Regions from separate parts of the Mus musculus genome. Here region 1 is linked to region 2. Evidence: chromatin contacts called from ENCODE POLR2A ChIA-PET data. All regions are on one chromosome and are shown on one strand. The core of a region is the stretch at or near the end of the contact, and the rest is flanking DNA. Distances in the headings are between cores, read along the strand shown.

Region 1 (3,119 bases), core at 548-3,047, 250 kb before region 2:
CCTGGGCTTTTTGGCCAACACAGCTCTGATCCTCAACACAGCAAGTAGTTCCGCCCTAATGTGCAGCCAGGTCCCCAGGTGAATCTCTCCCCAGGGAGCTTAGGCTAAGCTTTCCAGAGGCAAAAGGGGCCTCTTTCCCAAGTGGTTCCAAAACATCTTGTTCTACTGAGTGACAGGGACAGCTACTTCATCCAACTTTTGGGACTGCCTTGAGAAGTACAAGATCTGAGAGTGTCATGACCCAACCAGAGATCAAAATTACCCCTGAATCTTTAGCTGCCACCCATTTGTACAGGAACCAAGTAAAGCTAGGCGGGTATAGTACTTGCCCAACGGTAGGTTGCCACAACACCTTTTCTCTTAAGTACCTATTTTCTCTTCCAACTCAAGGATCAGTTAACTTCCCCCAGATGGGGAAAAGAATCACAGGCAGGAACCCCAGTGGATGAGAACCTGACACAAAATGCTCAATGGCAAAAGAATGAGTCTAATTTTGTTGCATACACAGCACAGAAAAGAAACAAAGTTACAGACAAGCCCCCAAAATAGCCAAGGGCCAGGATCACAGGATACCTATAAGAGACACAATTAAACGGATTTCCCTTTGAATATATAGACCTCACTGTTACAGATACAACTCCCAAAAGAAGAAACGCCGGATATATATATTCTCTGCACCCCCTCCCCAAACTAACTAAGTTGGGGTCGATCAGTAACAAGCCTGCTTCCTGATAAGGATCAGAGGTCAGATACAGACCCCAAGGATAAAAACCATATTCACTTTCTTTCTCCGCGCTTGTCACCCTCATTCCCACCACATAAATGAATAGAGGCCGCAGCCAGAGTATTTCCCCGTGGATAGTTAAGTAACAAGGGCAGTCAGCACAACCCTCCTCTAAGAACACCCCCCGCAAAGTCGCAAACACGCGCGTTTCAAAAGATAAAAAGTTCGGTGGGCAAATACAGTAAGTCACAGTACCCCACTCCCATCTGTCTCTCCCTTCCCCCAACCCGCGTGCACCCATCCCGCGTCCCAATCGCGCACGCGCTTTTGCTTTCATAAGAAAAAAGCTGGGGTGGGGGACCATACCCCCTCTTCAGGTGCAGGCTGTGCAGGCATCCCTCAGCTCTGTGCGAACTCCGAGGGTACAGTCCGTCCCCGCGCCTCTTCTATGCACACCGGCCCTCTCCCCCTCCCACGCGCCCAGCTCCTTTACCTCCGATCCCACGACCCGCAACGGCGCTCACCTTCTCGGCCCGGGCTGTCAAGGGAGGGCTCCCAGGCATCACCTCCGCCCGCCACCACCTCCTTCAGAACTGTTAGTTCAAATGGGAGCCAATGCATGCAACTACCAAGTCCAAGACTGGGAGCAAAAAGGAGGAAAGGGGGAGGGGAGACGCGACCGACGCGTTGCCCTCCCAAGGAAACTCGGTGCCACCTCCTCCTAGCCGGCCACAGTCACCAACACAAAATGGCGACGAGAAGAGAGCCGGCGATCCGACCACCATCCACCTACTAAGGGAGCGCGCTCTGGCCGGCCTTGACGATTGGTTGCCGGTCACCATTGGCTGGCCCTGGCATTCTCTGATTGGCAAGCATATGCTACCTCCCCATTCCCTGTGAGAACGGCCCAGGAGTCCAGAAAAAAGAGTAGCTATTGGCTACCCCTAAGAGGCCCGCTCTTTAGAAGCTTGCTGTCCTTTGAAGTTGAAAGACAACTAGAAGCTCCACCTCTTTCCCTACAGGGCCATCTAGATGTCACCGCTTTCTTCTTACGAAGAAAATGAACAGACCTCTCAAAAACAACTCTCTCCCAGACTAACAGAAATGATAACGTTGATTCGGTAGCGACACGGCGTGGGAGGCAAAATAGAGTCCGCACCTCGCCGAACTCGTAAACAAACTTAGGCCGGGGATCTATTTAGCAAGGTAAGGGCGGAGCGACAAAAATCGCGCTGGGATCAACCGCAGCTGCGCACATTGTATTTCCGTCTCCCTCCCCCCCCCCGCCCCCCAGGACTCCGCAGTACAAGCTGTCATGGCGGCCCGACTGTTAAGCTTGTATGGTCGCTGCCTGTCAGCAGCGGGGGCGATGAGAGGGCTCCCGGCTGCTCGCGTTCGCTGGGAGTCCTCCAGGGCTGTAATCGCCCCATCCGGTGTGGAGAAAAAGCGGCAACGAGAACCGACCATGCAGTGGCAGGAGGACCCAGAACCCGAGGACGAAAACGTCTACGCGAAGGTGAGAGGGAGGGGGGAAAACGGGACGCTGTAGGGGCCAATCTGGACCAGGGAAACCAGTGTCAAAGCGGACATTCTCCGGCCCGAGATTTGAGCAGTGGACAAAATCTTCGAATATTCAGAAATTTTGCCTAGCTTGTTTTTCTCTTTCGTTGCCTTATTTGCAGTCAGAAATCACACTGAAAGAGGGCAGCACCCAAAGCATGTTAGAAACTTTATAATTAGGGTAATACTAAACTCTAAGGTAACACGTGCATAATGCCAGGCTGTGCTAGACACTTTGTATCTATTTACTCATCTCAATTCTAAAGTAGCGTGATTTTGAAGTAGGCACTATAACTGTTACTGAAGTAGGCACTGTAACTGTTACAGTGACATAGATGAGGATACTAAAACACAAGTTGCTAGCCCAAGATCACAGCTTGAGTAGGTCATGGAGCTGATTATTTGCATTCAGGACTGAATTCCTGTGCTTTATGGAGAGCAGAGATTCTGGAGTCAGACATCTTGGGTTGAAAATTATTCACTTGTATGACCTTGGACAAGTAATTTAATCTCTTGGTGCCTCGGTTTCTTTGTAAAGTGAGAAAAGTACTAGGAAAGCTAAGAAAAACACACCTGCTTCATATGAGTCAGAATGGTCACTGCAGCTCTTACCACTTACTTCAGAAGTACTCCAAATTAGAAGGTGTTTATTATTGCCATTTCCACTCTACTGAGGATATTGTGAGGTTTGTGTTTTTGAAAAGGCCTAGTATATTCAACATTAACATCTGATTGAAGATCTTAAATTATTATAGGGTCCTATAGAATAAGTGGACCCATAGGAAATTGCCAATATCCAAACATTTTTTTAATCTTTATAAATAGCACTTTCCAA
Region 2 (2,979 bases), core at 72-2,571:
TGCATTAAGCAATAGTTAACTGTTCATGACACCCATTTAAAAGAACAAGCGTTCTTATTTTGTTTGAGAAACTATAATAATTGATGTCTATTAAGTGTTTTACAAAGCAACTACACTAAGAAGAAAAGAAGAACTTTGTAGAAAGAGGAACCATTGTGAAATGTATGCCTAAGTAAGTGTGTTTTGTGCAAGATTAGGAGACTTTTTCAAACCTTTTGAGATATATATATATATATATATATATATATATATATATATATATATATATATATATATATATATATATATATATATATATATATACACACACACATATGTATATATGTGTGTGTGTATGTGTGTGTGTACATATATATATATATGGCATTTTCGTTCATATAAAGCTGCAATAATAAACTACTTCCTGGTTTGTGTTGGGTACTTTCACCTTACACAATACACTCCAAGACTGCCTCAATTTTCATTATTCTTTTCTGATAAATGGAAGACGAGAATAAAGGTAGACATGAAACAGTCCATTTAATAACTGAGTAACACCAAGAGGCACCAAAAGCGATTTTCAGAGGAGAGCAGACAAAAGAGTAACAGCTTGGGAATACAAACCGCAGAAAAGATGAGAACCAGTCTTGCGTGTGTAATTCGACCACTGGACCAAACCCCTTTGGCCAACGCTGGTGAAATGAGCTGATTGGAGATTCAGCACCTTCCTGGCTCTTTCCCTCCCTGGAGTCCTTTCTAGAATCCGGAGTCGGGGTGCAGAGCCTACAGAGAGGCCCTGGGAGTCTAGTTAGGCTGACCACTAACTCTATGCCTCCTTTGGGCCCTTCACATCCCGCCCCCAAAGTCGTGCGACTTCAGCTGCCTGTGCGCGCCAGTGAAAGCCAGTTGTGGGCCACCCGCCAAACTGCCCGCTTTCATCTGCTGCAAAGGGCAGCCGAGGAGGGCCCAAAGCAAGGGATCCCCAAAACATCACCTTCTCCCGCTGGTCCCAGCTGTACAGCTTGGGCTGCTCCTCCTCTCCCTCAGCCTTTTCACTCTTCCTCCTCTTAGTGAAGCAGCAGCCCATGGTGCGGCCTAAGGGTCTTGGTAGTGGACCCCACTCGCTCAGACACCTTTCAGAGGGTGGCGGGAAGCCAGGGTGACTCGGCCAACAGCTCCCCGGACACCGCCCAGGGGAGCAGCCCCGCCGCCAGGAACCCTCAGCACTCCCGCCAGGCCCAACACCCTTCTCCGCCCAACCCCCTAGGTCTCCGTGACGACCTATGGCAACCAATAAGCGGGCAGCAGCCTCTGAGCCAATCAATGCCTCGCAAGCTGCTCTGCTCCTATGAGCTCAGGCCAAAGTATTCATTCACCAATCCTACGTCAGCGGGGGGCTGGCCAGCTCAGGTGCTCTCACCGAGGGCCCCGTCCCCAGGTCGGTCCTACTCCACCCCCAGCTTCTCCCCTCTAGTGAACTAGGCTGGGCTAGCTGGCTGCTGTTTGATTGGGCTGAGTACCTTTTCCTGACCCGGTGCTCAAATTTCGAAAGTTTCCAAAATTTAAGCTCTGGAGGGGATGCCATACAGAGTAGTGGACTTGTTTTATGACAAAAATTGCTAGGGAAAAAAATCTTGCTGATTTTGTAAAACAAATTTGTGTCCTTCACTCCTCCCTTTCAGTACCTTTCTAGGGAACCCACAAGCTTCTGGTCGAACTGTTCATGTCTGGTGTCTGTAGAGGTCAGGAGAGGGCTCAAATCTCCTGGTTACTAATAGTTGTAAGCCATCAAGCAAGTGCTAGGGAGCGAACCTGGATCCTCTGCAAGAGGAGCAAATGATCTTAAACACTGAGCCATCTCTCCAATCCTTTGAGGGATGTCTAAAAGCTTCCACTTATCTCTCCAAAATTGGACAAGTATTTAGGATAAAAACCTAGTATTGTCTCCTTACTAGAACAGTGAATCTGGGAGCAAAAGGATATTACAAAAAGGCATGTACCTTTGAATCTCTCAGCTTATGCATCCAATGACAGAAGCACATATAACCTTTTTCCAATCTCTTCCAAAAGACAGTAGTCCAACTATAGAGGGTAAGAGAGGCATGTTGACTCACCACAAAGGAGCTTTAGGAACTCAAGCAGTGCAAAGTCTAATAGAGGATATAAACCCTATCATATAAACAACCTGATCTGTTCAAAGCAAATGGTACAAAGTTCGCGTGAAAACATAAAAATATACACAATCATTAACATTTGTTGTATTTGGGTGGACTTTGAGTACAATGCCCATGTATTGCTTTCATAATAAGTTGATTTCTCTGAGATACAGTATTAAAACATCATGATAAGACATCAAATGCAGACTAGCACTTTCAAATTTGTTTATCTTTTTACTTGACCATACCTATCACATTTAATGTAGATTCTAAAAGAGCCTCTGACTCAATTTGGGCATTAAGATTGTTCCTCCTTTCACTTCCTGCCCTTTTTGTACAACCAGGAAGAAGGGTACAGTGCTTAAGAATTATAAATGACCTGAAAGTTAAGCTCCAGGTCTTGGACAATAAAAGCTGTGCATTACTGCCTTTTTCTTCAGTCAGATCAAAGTTCTATGTGAGGATAGTTTTGTATTAGAGCCCTGCTGCTAATTTATATTCATAGAATAGCAAAAGTTTGATCACTGCAGAGTGCAGAATAAGAAGCTGAAATCCAGGGATGAATCTGTGGTCACAATGAATGGAATTGAGCAAGAACTAGAAAAATTCAGATCCTCTGTCCCTCATGGATCATGTTCTTCATAAAGACACAACTCAATAAAACTAATTTTAGAGAAAGAATTTCTAAAACTCATTGCTTTGAGCACACCCTTTTAAAATTATTTGTTTATTTTATGTATGTGTGTACACTGTCACTCTCTTCAGACACAGCAGAAAAGGGCATCAGAGCCCATTACAGATGGTTGTGAACCACCATGTGGTTGCTGGGAATTGAGCTCAGGAC

The links. ChIA-PET counts read pairs that join two places held with the same protein, here RNA polymerase II (POLR2A).
Region 1: POLR2A ChIA-PET joins it to region 2 with 10 read pairs in embryonic stem cell. The contact joins the promoter of Rbm10 here to the promoter of Rp2 in region 2. POLR2A ChIA-PET finds 5 or more read pairs at or near these places in 4 of 5 experiments (Patski and embryonic stem cell).

What each region holds. Positions count from the first base shown.
Region 1 is chrX:20,616,181-20,619,299 of GRCm38, reverse strand. It overlaps Rbm10 (RNA binding motif protein 10), which reads right to left and starts at 1,797. Exons shown (of 24, transcript NM_145627.3): 1 at 1,249-1,797. Ndufb11 (NADH:ubiquinone oxidoreductase subunit B11) reads left to right here and starts at 1,681. Exons shown (of 3, transcript NM_019435.5): 1 at 1,681-2,240. The coding sequence starts at 2,040.
Region 2 is chrX:20,362,823-20,365,801 of GRCm38, reverse strand. It overlaps Rp2 (retinitis pigmentosa 2 homolog), which reads right to left and starts at 1,321. Exons shown (of 5, transcript NM_133669.5): 1 at 974-1,321. The coding sequence starts at 1,066.